3 separate regions of the Mus musculus genome follow, and all the other regions are linked to region 3. Evidence: chromatin loops called from intact Hi-C (ENCODE). Cell type or tissue: heart. All regions are shown on one strand. Each heading gives the region's core, and the rest is flanking DNA. Links, peaks and the distances in the headings are about the cores only.

Region 1 (5,833 bases), core at 817-4,816, 150 kb after region 3:
GGCATGCAGGTGTAAAGTAAATTAATTAAACTGAAAAGGTTTTTTAAAAGATAAGTGGGGGCTGGGGAGATGGCTCAGAGGTTAAGAGCACTGAGTGCTCTCCCAGAGGTCCTGAGTTCAATTCCCAGCAACCACATGGTGGCTCACAACCATCTGTAATGAGATCTGACGCTCTCTTCTGGTGCTGTCTGAAGACAGCTACAGTGTACTTACATATAATAAATAAATAAATCTATTAAGGGTGGTTGTGAGCCACCATGTGGTTGCTGGGATTTTGAACTTCGGACCACCTTCGGAAGAGCAGTCGGGTGCTCTTACCCACTGAGCCATTTCACCAGCCCCAAATAAATAAATCTTAAAAAAAAAAAAAGGATAGGTGGTAGCGGTAGTATACAACTTTAATCCCTGCACTCCAGAGGCAGAGGCAGAGGCAGAGGCCAGCAAATCTCTGAATTCAAGGCCAGCCTGTTCTCCAGAGCAAGTTCCAAGACCAACAGAGCTATATAGAGAAATCCTGTCTTGAAACAAACAAACAAACGACTGGAGAGTTGGCTCTGCAATCAGGAACATTGGCTGTTCTTCCAGAAGATCTGAGTCGTCGTCGTCGTCTTCTTCTTCTTCTTCTTCTTCTTCTTCTTCTTCTTCTTCTTCTTCTTCTTCTTCTTTTCGAGACAGGGTTTCTCTGTATAGCCCTGGCTGTCCTGGAACTCACTCTGTAGACCAGGCTGGCCTCGAACTCAGAAATCCACCTGCCTCTGCCTCCCAAGTGCTGGGACTAAAGGCGTGTGCCACCACCGCCTGGCAGGATCTAAGTTCAAGTCTCAGCACCAACATGGTGGCTCACAACTATCTGTGCTTCCCATTACAAGAGTCTTTTTTTAAATAAAAAAAGATTTATTTATTATTACATGTAAGTACACTGTAGATGTCTTCAGAAGAGAGTGTCAGATCTCATTATGGGTGGCCATGAGCCACCATGTGGTTGTTGGGATTTGAACTCAAGACCTTCGGAAGAGCAGTCAGTGCCCCAACCTCTGAGCCATCTCTCCAGCCCTCGTTACAGGAGTCTTAGTCCCTCTTCTGGCCTTCAAGGGCACTGAATTCATGTCATGAAGAGACACACATTCAGGAACAATGGCCAAAACCATAAAATTTTAAAATGAATAAAAACATATGCTATAGGGGGTGGAGAGGTGGGTCAGAAGTTATGAACACTGAGTGCTCTTTCTGGGACCCAGGTTTGGTCCCCAGCATCCACACAGCATCTACATGGCAGCTCACAACCATCTGTAATTCCAATTCCAATACTCTAAACCAATGAGCGATCTCTCCAGACTTCAAAAATAAATCTTTAGGACAGATATGGTGGCCTTTAACATTAACACTTGGGAAGCAAAGGCAGGTTAGTTTGAGGCCAGCCTAGACTACATAGTGAATTCCAGGGCAGCCAGGCCTATGTAGAGAAGATTGTCTCAATAAATAAATCTTTAAAAAGATTATATTGTATATGTATATGTATATTGCCTCTCGTTTGGGGATATGCATGTGTGAGTGTAGGTGCCCACAGACACGGGGTGGGGGGCTTTTGATCCCCTAGAGCTAGAGTTATAGATGACTGTTTGATGTTTAATGTGGATCCTGGAAGCAGAACTGGAGTCCTCTGCAAGAGCAGTATACACTTTTAACTGCTGAGCCATCTTATCTGTCTTTTTTTTTTTTAAAGATTTATTTATTTATTATATGTAAGTACACTGTAGCTATCTTCAGACACTCCAGAAGAGGGAGTCAGATCTCATTACAGGTGGTTGTGAGCCACCATGTGGCTGCTGGGATTTGAACTCAGGACCTCTAGAAGAGCAGTCAGTGCTCTTAACCTCTGAGCCATCTCTCCAGCCCCCATAAATAAATTTTAAGGAGGCTGAAGAGACAGCTTAGTGGCTAAGAGCTCCTGCTGTTCTTGTAGAGAACATGGTTCAGCTCCTAGAACCCACATGATGGGTTACAACCATTCACACTTAAGCACATACATGGTGCACATACATTCATGTAAGCAAAACAATTATACATGTAAAATAAAACAATTAAGAAAATAACACCCTCACACCCCTTTCAAGACAGTGTTTCTCTGTGGAGCTTTGACTGCCCTGCAACTTGCTCTGTAGACCAGGCTGGCCTTGAATTTACAGAGATTTGCCTGCCTCTGCCTCCCAAGCGCTGGAATTAAAGATGTGTGTTACCACTGCCTGGCAAGAAAATAAGAAATTTAAATAAACAATTTTTAAAGCCTAAACTCTGGGCTAAAGAGATAGTTCAGCAGTTTAGCACTAACTGCTCTTCCAGAAGACCACATGGTGGCTCACAACAGCCTGTATAATACCTGTTCCAAGGGACCTGGTGCCCTCTTCTGTCCTCTGAGAGTACTGCATACGTGGTACCGAGCTATAATCCTACAAATAGATAATGAATTTTGAACTCAGCGAACCAATAGACCTACACTTGTCAGTGCTGTGCTGTGTTGTGCTACTCACACCCACATTCCCGACAAGATCTTCTACTCACCTGTTTTCTGCCTGACCACACACGGCAAGCAGAGCTGGGGCTATAGCCCAGGGGAACCATGCTTACCCAGCATGCAAAAGGTCTTGACTTTGAGTTTCCATCACTTAAAAAAAAAAATCATCTTTCTCCCAAAACTGATTGGTATTGTAGTGTTTCCTAGGAGCTGCTAACCAGACTGTGAGGATGTCTTCCCATCCCATAGCACATTTTGTGGGCATTTTGTCTGGCTAGCATACACAGGCCGTTCTCTTAATTCCTTAGCATTTTTCAGGGTGGGGAGATTGACTGAACAGGACAGGACAGACAGACATGTCTATAATCTATAATTCCTAGTTCTTAGAATACCCAAGATACAAGATACAATCTGCAAAATACATGAAACTCAAGAAGAAGGAAGACCAAAGGGTTGACACTTTGCTCCTTCTTAGAATTGGGAACAAAACACCCATGAAAGGAGTTACAGAGACAAAGTTTGGAGCTGAGATGAAAGGATGGACCATCTAGAGACTGCCACACCCGGGGATCCATCCCATAATCAGCCTCCAAATGCTGACACCATTGCATACACCAGCAAAATTTGGCTGAAAGAACCCTGATATAGCTGTCTCTTGTGAGGCTATGCCGGTGCCTGGCAAACACAGAAGTGGATGCTCACAGTCAGCTATTGGATGGAACACGGGGCCCCCAATGAAGAAGCTAGAGAAAGCACCCAATGAGCTAAAGGGATCTGCAACCCTATAGGTGGAACAACAATATGAACTAACCAGTACCCCCAGAGCTCGTGTCTCTAGCTGCATCTGCATCATTGGGAAGAGAGGCCCCTTGGTCTTGCAAACTTTATATGCCTCAGTACAGGGGAACGCCAGGGCCAAAAAGTGGGAGTGGGTGGGTAGGGGAGTGGGGGGAGGGTATGGGGGACTTTTGGGATAGCATTTGAAATGTAAATGAAGAAAATACCTAATTAAAAAAAAACAATAAAAAAAGGGAAAAAAGAGAGAAGTTAACATTATTTAAAAAAAAAAGAAATGATAGTAAAAAATGTAAGCCACCCACCCACCCACCCATCCATCCACCTACCCACCCCTCCACCCACCCACCCATCCATCTACCCACCCACCCATCCACTTAACAAATGCTGATTGAGCCCTTATGATCTAGGATTTATGTATTTATGTATTTTTATCTTTTATTGCCTGGGTTTTTTGAAACAGAGGTTCTCTGTGTAACAGCCCTGTCTGTCTAGAATGGGCTCTGTAGACCAGGCTGGCTTGGAACTCACAGCCTCTTGCCTCTGCCTCCCAAGTACTGGGATTAAAGGCATGGGCCACCACCACCTAAGTCTAAGCTTCATTTTAATTGTTGGAAATATCCCCATAAACATGAGAGGCCAAGTTCAGCTATGTAGTTGATTGTTTGTTTGTTTGTGTATTAGTAGTACTGGAGACTAAACCCGCTTGGGGTCTACCTAATGCCAGCAAGTGTTCTACCTTTGAGCACTGCCCACCCCCCCCCCCTTTTTTTTTTTTTTTTTTTTTTGAGACAGGGTTTCTCTGTGTAGCCTTGGCTGTCCTGGAACTCACTTTGTAGACCAGGCTGGCCTCAAACTCAGAAATCTGCCTGCCTCTGTCTCCCAAGTGCTGGGATTAAAGGCGTTCGCCACCACCACCCGGCTCCCACCCCCTGTCTTACTTATTTTTAAGGGCCTGAATGTATGTCTGTGCACCATGCCTATCATCAGATCTTCCAAGATTGGAGTTACAGAAGGGTCATGAGCCACCATATAGATGCTGGAAATTGAACCCAGGTTCTCTGTAAGAACAGCCAATTCTCTTAACCACTGAGCCATCTCTCCACCCCTTATTTTTGTGTTTTTTTTTTAAATTGACTCACACATAGCCCAGCTGCCTTTTTTTTTTTTAAGATTTATTTATTTATTATATGTAAGTACACTGTAGCTGTCTTCAGACACTCCAGAAGAGGGCGCCAGATCTCATTACGGATGGTTGTGAGCCACCATGTGGTTGCTGGGATTTGAACTCAGGACCTTTGGAAGAACAGCCAGTGCTCTTAACTGCTGAGCCATCTCTCCAGCTCTGTCTTTTTTTTTTTTATTAATTTATTTATTATATGTAAGTACACTGTAGCTGACTTCAGAACTCCAGAAGAGGGAGTCTCTTATTATGGGTGGTTGTGAGCCACCATGTGGTTGCTGGGATCTGAACTCATGACCTTTGGAAGAGCAGTCAGTGCTCTTAACTGCTGAGCCATCTTTGTCTTAGGAATTGACCTTGCTATGCATCTGAGGCTGGTCTTGAACTCAGGACCCTCCTGTATCACGTCCCACGTGCTGGGATTACAGACCCACAACACTACTCCTGGCAATATATATATATATATATATATATAATTTATTTGTTTATTTATTTTGAGAAAGGTTTCACTTCTTTATACAGCCATGGCTTGGAATGCTTGCTCTATAAACTAGGCTGACCTCAAACTCAGATCTGACTCTGTCTGACTCCTCCTCCTGAGTCACCTGAGCCAGGTGGTGGTGGACTACACCTCCAGTCCCAACACTCCAGAGGCAGAGGCTTGATCTCTTGAGTTCAAGGCCAGCCTGATCTTCAGAGTGAGTTCCAGGACTACCCAGAGAAACCCTGTCTTGAAAACAAACAAACAAACAAACAAACAAAAACAAAAACAAAAGAAAAAAAAAAGAAACCCGAAACAGCTACATTATTGCATGATATTTGTGTGTGATGGCACAGATCTTTCCCAGGATCATGAACTTAAAGAGCGATATAAGAAGATTCAAAAAGAAAACAAAATAAAACATAACAAAACCCAAAACCTAGCATAAGAGGTTGGCTTCTGTCTTAGTTAGGGTTGTGCTGCTGTGAACAGACACCATGACCAAAGCAACTGTAATAAGAACAACATTTAATTGAGGCTAGCCGACAGGTTCAGAGGTTCAGTCCATTATCATCAAAGTGGGAACATGGCAGGCATGGTGCAGGCAGAGCTGAGAGTTTTTTTTTTTTTTTTTTTTGATTTATTTATTTATTATATGTAAGTACACTGCAGCTGTCCTCAGACACTCCAGAAGAGGGAGTCAGATCTCGTTACGGATGGTTGTGAGCCACCATGTGGTTGCTGGGATTTGAACTCCTGACCTTCGGAAGAGCAGTCGGGTGCTCTTACCCACTGAGCCATCTCACCAGCCCAGAGCTGAGAGTTCTACATCTTCACCTGAAGGCTGCTAGCAGAATACTGT
Region 2 (5,833 bases), core at 817-4,816, 65 kb after region 3:
CCCAGAACTGTCAGGAAAGCTTCTGTCCTCCCAGAATGGAAGGGGAGAATGAGGCAAAGGATTGAAGTCCCTGAGAGCAAAACCAAACCCCGGGGCAAGACGAAAGATTATAAGACCTTCATGGCAAAGATGCCCTAGTGTCTGCCAAGATGGGTGGTTTCAGTCAGTTAAACTTGACTGATGTTTTGAGTTAGGTTCTAGAGATACAACAGAGTCAAGACTGTTGAAACTATTATGTCTTCAGCTTGTGATATCCAAGTCTAACCTTTGCCAGTCTGCTGCTCAAACCAGACCCCGAACCCAATGCACTTGCTTCCTGGCCCTCAGTGTCCTGACCTGTAGTAGTGAGTTTAAGCATGGTATCACCAGACAGTGAAGGCTGACACTACCCTTGGACATTGAGGTTGTCTGAGGAGACACTGCCCTGGCTGCCCCAGGATCTGGGCTGGGTGGGAGCAGGTGTCAGTTAGGCAGCAACATCTGGGTTACCGTTACTATTTCTGTATTGCTAACCCCTCCAGCTGGGAGGCCTGGTGTGAGCACCAGCTTTCCGGGAAGGCAAAAAGCTGACAGTGCAGACTAGGAATTCCAAGTAACAAAAAAAGAATTCCAAGTAACTCTGGGCAAAGGACGGGCTCCATCTGCTGTAAGCAGAAAGGCCGTGAGCAATTGAATTGTCTTCCCCATCTTTATTAATGCTAATTCCATACAGGCTCACCCCTGACCATTCCCAAGGCTGCTCTAAGAATCCTAGCCCTTCCTGAGCCTGAATCTCTCTAAGGAGGCTGGAGTTCCAGGAGTGTGCAGCCTCAGGACCCACAGCAGGGTTGTGGGGAATAATTATCATAGAGGCAGGGCCCAGGGACTCACAGTCAGCACTTCTTCAAGCTCTCATTTGCACTACATTCCCTTTAGTCTTAATTGTTTGTTTGTTTGTTTGTTTTGAAACAAGGTCTCAGTATGTAGCCCTGGGTGTCCTGAAACTTGCTATGTAGACCAGGCTGGCCTCAAAGTCACAGGCAAAGTCACCTGTCTTTGCCTCCTAAATTCTAGGATTGAATACATGTACCACTGTAGAGGAGGGAAACCTTGAACTTTTCCTGTATTCACCTCTGCGGTGCTGGGATTGTTGGTCTTCCAAGGCACATCTGGTTTTTATGGTGCTAGGGATGGAACCCAGGCTTTATGCTTGTTGGGCAAACACTACAAACTGAGCTGCACCACTGTCCTCACTCTAAGCATACACTAGACACAGGAAAATCAAGTATTCTCATCTCATCCCAACACACACACACACTCTCTCTCACATACACACACACACACACCCTCACATACACACACTCACACACATACACACACTCACATTCACACACATACACACACTCACACACATACACACACTCACATTCACACACATACACACCCTTACATACACACACTCACACACATATACACCCTCACATTACACACATTCACACACATACACACCCTCACACACACACACATATCCTTACATACACACACTCACACACATACACACCCTCATGTACATATACACCCTCACACACACACATACACATGCTACAGGACATGAGCTCCTGCATCCAGCAGGTCTACATCCACATCAGAATCCCCATGGCCAGTTCCTGCCCATCTCAACCCTGGGCTCCCTGAGGATGAATGCATCTGAAACAAAGCTAGTTTCCTCTCAGAGACTCCCTCAGAGGTCCACCCACCTCTGACACTAACTGGACCAGCTCTTTGCTCCACCTCTCTTTCCCAAGACCTTCTTTAGAAGACGTTCTAAGACTTACAGTGGTTCTCAACCTCCCCATAGCTGAGACCCTTTGATACAGTTCCTCATGTTGTGGTAACCCCCCAACCATAAAATTATTTTCGCTGCTACTTCATTACTGTAATTTTGCCACTGTTGTAAAGTGTAATGTAAATATCTGTGATTTCTAATGTCTTAGGCAACCTCTGTGAAAAGGCCATTTGACCCCAAAGGATCAACCCCCAAGTGTGCTCTCAACCTTAGACTGTTAACCGTAGGTTCCCTTAGTATCTAAGGGAAGTGGGGCATGATCCTGGAGCACTAAGTTCAAGTCACTGTGTAGGAAGGCTGACTTATCCTCAGCTTGCCCCATTGTGGTAGGCTCCAAACTTATCTGTCCCTATATCCTGAGACTAAGCTACCCTGTAGACAGAGAACAACAGCGTTCTTGGCCAGCTAGCGATCACCTGCTCTCCCAGTGTGTGCCGGGAGCTGGACAGTCTGAGGAAAGGCATTCTCTGGCGTTTCAGGGCACTCAGGCCCCAGGTCCACAAGAGAATGAGCCACCAATTCTCCATCCCCATTCGTTTCTCGGGTCATGTTCTTTGCCCAGGAGTACAGACTAAAACGACTCCAACAACCAGATGTGCCTAACTGCTAGTCTAGACGCTCCCAAATCCCGAAGTACCCTATCAGGCTATCCCCTGCCTCGGATGCTCTCAGGATCGAAGAAGGAGAGACTACAAATCCAACAAACCCAAATTGTGGAAATTAGACTCCATGGAGCACAGGTCTTAAAGTAAGAGAGAACTTTGTGCTGGCAAAGGATGAGGGTCTCCCCAACCCACGTTTATTTGTTTAGTAATCTGAATCAGAAACCAACTTTCAAGAGTTCTCTTTCCAACATATGGATCACGAGATCAAATTCAGGCAACCGCCCTTACACTAAGCCATCTTGCTAGGACGAGTAGTTAGAATCCTAAGGACTATATAATACACCAGAATTCAAACTTTGCAGGCAGAATTCAAACCCCAGAGCAGAAGCCAGCGCAAAGCCAGGGCCTCAACGTCACCCATTCCCCTGCAGGCTTCCTTTTAGGAGAGAGAATGTATTATGTGAATGACAGCCTCGGATTACCAGACACATTCTCAGAACCCAGCAGGGTAGTGAAGCCTGAGCGCCACTAGAGGACCGCTCCGCCCGCCTCTCTGCTTCAGTCCTGCCCACATCCGGGTGGCCCCTCCCTTCCCAGCTATGCTGGCGCAATTTAGCCCCTCCCTCCCTAAGTCATTCCAGCACACAGCCCGACTTTCTGATGCCTGCGGCATTCTTGTTCCCACCCACAACCCACCTCTTCAAGCCCCGCCCACTGCTGGCCTCTTAGTCCTATAGCGCTATCTCCTGGTAGTCGGGAGACATTGTTCTCCTTTGGGGCTAGTCAGCTGGGGCTTCCTTGGCGTGCTTGTGGAGCCACTATCAAATTGAGACCTAATCCTTGCTCTGGTCCTGAACCTGCCTAGAGATCTGGGCTTCACAGAACCCCCAAGAGACGTGGTCTCAGATGAAATTCGAGTCATCTTCAGCAAAGTAGGTGTCAACTGTTGCTCCTACCACTGGAATTCCCAGCAGATGGGCACCCCTCCTTTAAACTACTGTCTCCTCTGCATCTTCTAGAGTCCTCATAAAGAAGTGGTAAATCCATCCCTCATTAGGAGGTTTATTTAAAATGTTGGTCTTTATTGGGAAGAGAGGCTCCTTGGTCTTGCAAACTTTATATGCCCCAGTACAGGGGAACACCAGGGCCAAGAAGTGGGAGTGGGTGGGTGGGTGGGGGGAGTATGGGGGACTTTCAGGATAGCATTTGAAATGTAAATGAAGAAAATACCTAATAAAAATTGGAAAAAAAAACACCTTGATCTTCTACAATACAAACAAAATAATAGTGTTGGGGTCACACCTAGGAATGGAACTTGCCTTACGCTAGTTTGGAAAAATGTGGCCAACTTCTCTGCCTTAGCCATCGTGCATCAAAGACAGTAATTTATAGAAAGTGAGTAAAATAAATAACTTTTCTTTCTTTTTTTCTTATTTTCAAGATAGGACCTCACTGTGTAATCCTAGCTGACCTGGAACTCAAAGAGATCTACCTTCCTCCCAAAATGCTGGGGTTAACAGCAAGTGCTACCACACCGATTATCTTTTCCCTTTCATTTTCCTTTTCACTTTTAAAGATCTGTTTTTATTTATGTGTAAGTGTATCTATGTTAAATGTATGTCCTGGGTGTGGGTCCCCACAAAGACCAGAAGAGGGCATCCAGGAGGCTGAGACACCAGATGTGGGTGTTAGCCACTGAACTTGGGTCCTCAGGACTAACAAATAGCAAGTGCTCTGAACTGGAGAGCATTTCATCTCTCCTGCTCCCCACCTCCTCTTTTTGGGGGGCGGGGATGGTTTTGAGACAGGATTTCTCTGTATAGCCCTGGCTGTCCTGGAACTCACTTTGTAGACCAGGCTGGCCTTGAACTCAGAAATCCGCCTGCCTCTGCCTCCCAAGTGTTAGGATTAAAGGTGTGCACCACCATGCCTGGCGCCATCTCCCCTTTTTTGAGACAAGATCTTGCTAAGTAGTCTTGGCTGGAGTGGAACTCACCATGCAGACAAAGCTGGCCTCAAACTCAGAGAGGTTCATAAACCTCTGGCTCCTGAATGCTGGATTACAGTGTGTGCCACTGCAGGCTTTTTGTTTTAAGACAGTCTCATGTAGCCAAGACTGATCTCAGATTTTTTTATGTAGCCAAGACTGTCTTCAACTCCTCTAATGCCTCTGCTTCACACACGCCAGGATTACAGGCGTGTGCTACTGTGCTAGACTGATAGGGATTTGTTTTGTTTTGGTTTTGGTTTTTTGGGTTTTGTTTTTTTTTTTTTTGTTTTTTGTTTTTTGTTTTTTTGAGACAGGGTTTCTCTCTGTAGTCCTGGCTGTCCTGGAACTGACTCCATAGACCAGGCTGGCCTCGAACTCAGAAATCCACCTGCCTCTGCCTCTCGAGTGCTGGGATTAAAGGCGTGTGCCACCACCGCCCGGCCTCTGATATGGATTTTTAAGACAGCAATACTGAAACTAAAATTTAGCTTTGAAGGACCGGTATTTGAGAATAGACCTTGCGTATTGTAAAGAAACCAGGGAAGAGCTCCTCCTAGCGGCTCGTTTGGCAGGAGCATAGAAAAAGAAGCTAGAAGCTACATCTTAGCAATAGTCTAGAAGCCAGGCGAGTCACCGTTCATAAACACACTAGGTCCTCTAGCCAACAGCCTTGTCTCGCCCATGATTGATCCAGAGAGCTTGGCTCTCACGGAAGTGTCTACACAAGATTGCTAAGAATTCAGATCCTCTGCTTTTCTCTCTACCTCTCTTGAGGGCCGACTCTTGACTATAATCCATTATCTCAACTCCATGCCCCAGTTCACTGGGTATCTTGGAGCCCCTTGGAGACAGCACTGTCCTAACCTCAATAACAGACTGGAGAGCCTTGCTGGAGGGATCCCAGGAAGTAGCCCTGCGTCAAATCAAGTAGAAAAACAGGTTCCTCTTAGTACCCTTCTGCCTGCCCCCTGCCCTCCTATCACCTTCTGTTCATAGGCAGACTCACTTCCACCAAGACAAGATCATAGGAACTTGGCCTGAGGGCTGGGGAGCAGGCCATCTACCAGGCTCAACAGCAACTCACCTCCTGCAAAGAAGACAGGAAGCAGCTGGAGCCCCGTGCAGCCTGTAGCTTCTCGATCATCCTCAGTTTCATCTTAAGCTGAGCTTTCTGAGGGTCAGCTTAACTGAGAGCAATTGTGGGGTCATCTACGGGGTTCCTGCTGCAATGCTTAGAAGGCTCCGTGAGGCATGTGCCTTTGAACACTTGTCAGGAGTCTTTCCTGATGTGGTATCTTTGGACAAGGTCTCATGAGTCCCAGGTGAAACTTACTAAGTAGCTTACTCTGTCCTTGAACTCCTGATCCTCTTCGCTCCACTTCCCAAGAACTTGAGTTATTGGTGTGCCCCACC
Region 3 (5,833 bases), core at 900-4,899:
AATCTGGCCCAAACAGCAGTGTGGCCTGGATGGGGCAGAGGAAAGGGGACAGGCTGCTGGCTAGGGCTGAGGACTCTGTGCTGCTCATAGCTCCACCCCCAGGCCATCTGGTGTCCTGGCCTTTGCTGGAAGCAGTGGGATGCAGACATTAAAGGGAGAGGCTTAGACCATTACATTGGCTCCCTTCCTTCTTTGCACAACCCACCTTCGGTAAGCATCCAAGCCCAGGGCTTGTCATGAGGTTAAGGATGGGGGCAGTAAGTTAGACCTGCCTGCCTGCCTCTGCCTCTGCCTCTGCCTCTGCCTCTCTGCCTCTGCCTCTCTGCCTCTGCCTCTCTGCCTCTGCCTCTGCCTCTGCCTCTGCCTCTGCCTCTGCCTCTGCCTCTGCCTCTGCCTCTCTGCCTCTCTGCCTCTCTGCCTCTCTGCCTCTCTGCCTCTCTGCCTCTCTGCCTCTCTGCCTCTCTGCCTCTCTGCCTCTCTGCCTCTCTGCCTCTCTGCCTCTCTGCCTCTCTGCCTCTCTGCCTCTCTGCCTCTCTGCCTCTCTGCCTCTCTGCCTCTCTGCCTCTCTGCCTCTCTGCCTCTCTGCCTCTCTGCCTCTCTGCCTCTCTCTCTGCCTCTCTGCCTCTCTCTCTGCCTCTCCTGCCTCTCTGCCTCTCTGCCTCTCTGCCTCTCTCTCTGCCTCTCTGCCTCTCTGCCTCTCTCTCTGCCTCTCTGCCTCTCTCTCTGCCTCTCTGCCTCTCTCTCTGCCTCTCTGCCTCTCTCTCTGCCTCTCTGCCTCTCTCTCTGCCTCTCTGCCTCTCTCTCTGCCTCTCTGCCTCTCTCTCTGCCTCTCTGCCTCTCTCTCTGCCTCTCTGCCTCTCTCTCTGCCTCTCTGCCTCTCTGCCTCTCTCCCTCTCTGCCTCTCTCCCTCTCTGCCTCTCTCCCTCTCTGCCTCTCTCCCTCTCTGCCTCCCTCTCTGCCTCTCTGCCTCTCTGCCTCTCTGCCTCTCTGCCTCTCTGCCTCTCTGCCTCTCTGCCTCTCTGCCTCTCTGCCTCTCTGCCTCTCTGCCTCTCTGCCTCTCTGCCTCTCTGCCTCTCTGCCTCTCTGCCTCTCTCTCTGCCTCTCTGCCTCTCTCTCTGCCTCTCTCTCTGCCTCTCTCTCTGCCTCTCTCTCTGCCTCTCTCTCTGCCTCTCTCTCTGCCTCTCTGCCTCTCTGCCTCTCTGCCTCTCTGCCTCTCTGCCTCTCTGCCTCTCTGCCTCTCTGCCTCTCTGCCTCTCTGCCTCTCTGCCTCTCTGCCTCTCTGCCTCTGCCTCTGCCTCTGCCTCAGCAACGGCTAAGCCTGGAGTAGATAAGGTCCTGACCATACTCTTTCCTCTAGTGTTTTATTTACATTTTCAAACAGTTTTCTTTGTTTACTCTGTGTGTGTGTGTGTCTGTGTGTATGTGTGTCTGTCTATGTGTCTGTGTGTGTGTGTGTGTGTGTGTGTGTGTGTATGCATGTGTCTGTGTGTATGTGTATATGTGTGTGTCTGTCTATGTGTGTCTGTATGTGTCTGTGTGTGTCTTTATGTGTGTCTGTGTGTCTGTCTGTGTCTGTGTGTTTGTCTGTCTCTCTGTGTGTATGTGTGTGTGTATGTATGTGTGTCTGTATGTGTATCTGTCTGTGTGTCTGTCTGTGTGTCTGTCTGTATGTCTGTGTCTGTATTTGTGTCTGTCTGTGTGTGTTTGTGTGTGTCTGTGTGTGTTTATGTGTGTTTATGTGTGTCTATGTGTGTGTCTGTCTCTGTGGTGTCTTTGTGTGTGTGTTGTCATGGCTTGTGTTTGGAGATCAAAGAACAATTTCTGCCCTTCCTCCATGCAGCTCCTGGGGGCTGAACTCAAGTTGTCAGGCTTGGCATCAAGTGGCTTTACCTGCTGAGCCATCTCATCAGCCTGGTAATTTTCTCAAGTGGAGTTTGAAGTGAATCTATCTCTGGGCCAGCCAGGGTAAAACAGAGAAACCCTGTCTGGGTTTGGGCTAGCAGCCCTCACACCCCTGGTAGGAGAAGAACAGAGGAGGAGGAAGAGGAGGAGAAGGAGGAGAAGAAGGAGGAGGAGGAGAAGAAGGAAAAGGAGAAGGAGAAGGAGAAGGAGAAGGAGAAGGAGAAGGAGAAGGAGAAGAAGGAGAAGAAGAAGAAGAAGAAGAAGAAGAAGAAGAAGAAGAAGAAGAGAAAGAAAGAGAGAAGAGAAGACAAGGAGAAGCACTTCCCCATTTCCCATCCCCGGCTCTGAATGTTAGCGTCTCTGGCCTCTGGTTGCCAATGTGATATCAGAGCAAGGGTTTCTTATGTGTGGTAAAAACAGAACTGATGCCAAAATGAAACCCTCTACATGGTCTTTTGGCAGAGTTCCTAACAGGTGAAATCTTTGTAATTTAAAAAAAATTTTTTTCAAGACAGGGTTTCTCTGTGTAGCCCTGGCTGTCCTGGAACTCACTATGTAGACCAGGCTGGTCTCGAACTCAGAAATCTGCCTGCCTCTGCCTCCCGAGTGCTGGGATTAAAGGCTTCGCCACCACGCCCCGCTGAAGGTTTTTTTTTTTTTTAATTTTTTTTTTATTTTTTTTCATTTATTTATTTACTATATGTAAGTACACTGTAGCTGTCTTCAGATACCCCAGAAGAGGGCATCAGATCTCATTATGGATGGTTGTGAGCCACCATGTGGTTGCTGGGATTTGAACTCAGGACCTTTGGAAGAGCAGTCAGTACTCTTACTCACTAAGCCATCTCACCAGCCCTGAAGGTTTATTTTTATTTCACATTTTTTCCTTGTAAGCACTTCAGTGCACCATGTATACGCAATACCCATGAAGGCCAGAAGAGGGCATCAGATTTCCTAGGAACTGGAATTATAGATGGTTGTGAGCTGCCTTGTGGGTACTTGGAACAACCCAGGCCCTCTGCTCTTGTGTCAAGCAGAAGTACTCTTAACTGTTAAGCCATCTCTCCAACCCTCAGGTGAAATTCTTTACCTGCCCTGAACTGAAAAAAAAAAAATCCAAAAAGACTTGACCTTTTTCCAGAGGAGTGACTAGCCTAGACTGAGTTAGAGGTATGCAAACGAGTGGTTTTCCAGGAAAGATGAAACAGATGGGCGAGCAAAGCCTGCAGAGTTGTCTCCTCTTCACATCAAGGTATGACCCAGGAGGTGGCTCTGCTTTCAGCATGTGACAGAGGACAATGACACCAATGTGACCATTGTGCTTTGCCGCTCCTCAGGAAACTGTGCCAAGGTTAAGCTTTCCTTGACAGGAATACCCCTGAAATCCAGCTCCAAGAAAGCAAAGATCTCATCTGGAGGCCCCAGCAGAATAGACCGTCGCTGGGCATGGGCCTGTGGAACAGAGTAAGACAGCATTTTTCCAGTGGGGAGTTGCGGACTGGCAGCTCCACCCATGCTCTGTAGAAGCAAGCCTGGGAGAGGCTGCCAACTTTCATCACTGTCTTAGAGCCCTGGATGCCCCAAGGATGCCAAAAGCTTGTGCTAAAGGACCACTTGACTCATCCAGCCCAGCATTGGTTTGAAGTATTTGGCCAAGAGGTTTGTTCTCCACCAAATACTGACAATTTGCAGTAAGTTTGAGGCCCTCTTTCCTTCTGGCCCTGAGCCCCAGCTTCCGCCCAGCACAACGAGGCAGATGGACTGAGAGTCTCCAGGTCCTCCTACTCTGCTGTTTTTCTAGGCACAGTTAAAGGCTGGCTCCCTTCCCATCTCTCTAAAGGTTCTGGGCTTGGAGGAAGTGGCTAAGGCTGTGGCATAAGGGGTGCTGGGATACGCACCACGTGCGGTTCTTTCTTCTCACCCACCCCACCTAGGGCTGCAGCACAAGAGAGCATCTCATGGAGTTGGGAACCCAGGGGGTTCACGATGAGGGGCCATCCCACAGAAACATGGGCCATCCACCAAGTCTTCCTGCTCCCGGGAGGCCAGGAGCTTGTGGCTTCTCAGGCGGTAGGATCAAACAGGTGAGCTTCCCCTCTTTTGATCACACTTTTCCCAATATGGAACAGCTAACACTTACTTAACTGATCGGCGCGGGGCTGGGTCTGTTTCTAATCACAGATGCAGTAATCACGAGCGTGCACGCCTCCTCAGGAAGCCCCCACATTCCAGGAGCAGCTCCAAACGCACTGAGTCATCGCCTCCTGCCTCGGCATCTCGCACGTACCTCTCGCAAACCACACGTCCCACACCCACAGCACCTCATGCTGGCATATATAGACCCTGACCTGCTAACAGTCATTCTCACTTATCCCCCTCCCACACGGTCCAAACAACTCCAGCTGCCGAGAATCCCAGTGCTGCCTGCAGAGGCTACCCGGTGTCCTGTCCAATTCAGAGTCTTTGTGGGGAGAAGATGAGACTTCTATGGGTCACCCTGTAGGAATACAAGGATGCCAGAAAACCCATTCATTGTATTTCAAAAGTATGGCTTTCCCTTAGCTAACACATGGGAGCCCCCAAAAGCTCTGTTAGGCAACCCCTCCAACACAGAGAAATCCTGAACAAAGCTACGATGGCGATGTGAATCCATAGTTCTTTGGGGGCAAAAGGAGGCTAAACTCATGAATATCGTCCTGTAGCATAGCTTGCTGGGAGAATAGGACGTGGATACCTTGTGAATGCCTGGTCTCTACCACAAAATTGGAGGACAGACTAGTCCACCACCTTAGACGCCCAGACAACTGGAACTGAACCCAGAGAGGAGCTGTCCAGACCCCTGCTAGAAGGCGTTCCCAGGTCCTCCTAGAAATCTGGTCCTCTTATGAGAGTCTCTCTGCAGGACTGTCAAGGAGAGAGGCAGGCCCATAGCTAGGGAAGCTTGCCTTCTCCTCCCATCCTCCCACCCCTCAGCCCCAAGCCCAGAGGAGTGTATGGTCATCTCTACTGGAGGAGCCACTGGAAGATCGTGTCCTTTTCTTTTGCCCTCTCCAAGGCGTAATTAAACCAGTTTCTTTTGAATTTCTATTCTGAGATTCTAAGTTTGTGGATTGGTTGGTTTGTTTTATTTGGTTTGGTTTGGTTTTTTGAGACAGGGTTTCTCTGTGTAGCCCTGGCTGTCCTGGAACTCACTCTATAGACCAGGCTGGCCTTGAACTCCTGATTCTCCTGCCTCTGCCTCTTGATTGCTAGGGTTAAAGCCATGTGCCACACCACCAGGTTAAAAGTATTTATTTGTATGAGTATGGTTGTTTTCCTGCATGGATGTCTCTGTGCATCCTGGGTGGAGAGGGCATTGGAGCCCCTGGGACTGGAATACAGATGATTGTGAGCCACTCTGTGGGTGCTAGGAACTGGACCCCAGTCCTCTGGAAGAACAGATGGTGTTCTTAACTGTGGAGTCCTTGCTCCAGCCCCTTCTAAGTTTTTAGGGTACAGGAATCTCTCAGGAGACCTGGGGTCAGACCTTGTCCTCTGATTCCACATCCTGGAACCACCACCAATACTCTCCCCACCCCATCAGGATTCATGGGCACTGGTGGGGAAGGGAGATAGCCCTGATTGAGGTTGGTAGAAGGAAGGGAAGGAAGCAGAGGAGAGATGCTGAGACAGTGGTCAGACACAGGTGGCACTGAGGTCCTTACCTGGGTGAGGTGAGGGTTGGGGTTGAACCCACATTGGTTGCAGACCTTGTTGTGACACTGGGTGCAGGTGTTGAAGTTTGGCTGGCTGGGGGTTGATGTGAGGTCCGAGGTCTTGCATATTGGACACAGGGTGCTGCTGGGAAGAGGGGCAATCTGGGGGACAGAGTAGGGTGACGTGGGAGTGCTGCCTCTGTCCGGTGACACCGAGGGGGACCGTCCTGATCTCT

What was found. A loop is a pair of places that touch in the nucleus more often than their neighbours do. Peaks named below come from ENCODE experiments on the same cell type or tissue, not always from the same donor. Only the 100,000 strongest peaks of a DNase experiment are listed, where the experiment ranks them.
Region 1: a loop joins it to region 3, with 11 times the contacts of the local background. A loop is called at or near these places in 10 of 42 quality-filtered maps.
Region 2: it touches region 3 in a loop (4-fold over the local background); 25 of 42 quality-filtered maps call a loop at or near these places.

What each region holds. Positions count from the first base shown.
Region 1 is chr9:108,282,211-108,288,043 of GRCm38, forward strand. No RefSeq gene overlaps it. Among named protein-coding and RNA genes, the nearest start is that of Nicn1, 5.3 kb to the right of the region's middle. In heart, for the core only: CTCF peaks have their summits at 2,408 (motif pointing left) and 4,593; a DNase peak (open chromatin) is centred at 2,451.
Region 2 is chr9:108,198,269-108,204,101 of GRCm38, forward strand. No RefSeq gene overlaps it. Among named protein-coding and RNA genes, the nearest start is that of Bsn, 11 kb to the left of the region's middle. In heart, for the core only: CTCF peaks have their summits at 3,155 (motif pointing left) and 4,071 (motif pointing right); a DNase peak (open chromatin) is centred at 3,053; H3K4me3 peaks cover 926 bases; H3K27ac peaks cover 658 bases.
Region 3 is chr9:108,133,581-108,139,413 of GRCm38, forward strand. Bsn (bassoon) reads right to left here. Exons shown (of 12, transcript NM_007567.2): 2 at 5,607-5,833. 4930447F24Rik (RIKEN cDNA 4930447F24 gene) reads left to right here and starts at 138. Exons shown (of 3, transcript NR_126078.1): 1 at 138-210; 2 at 3,837-3,986; 3 at 4,084-4,987. In heart, for the core only: a CTCF peak has its summit at 2,835 (motif pointing right); a DNase peak (open chromatin) is centred at 4,161; H3K4me3 peaks cover 665 bases; H3K27ac peaks cover 817 bases; H3K27me3 peaks cover 487 bases.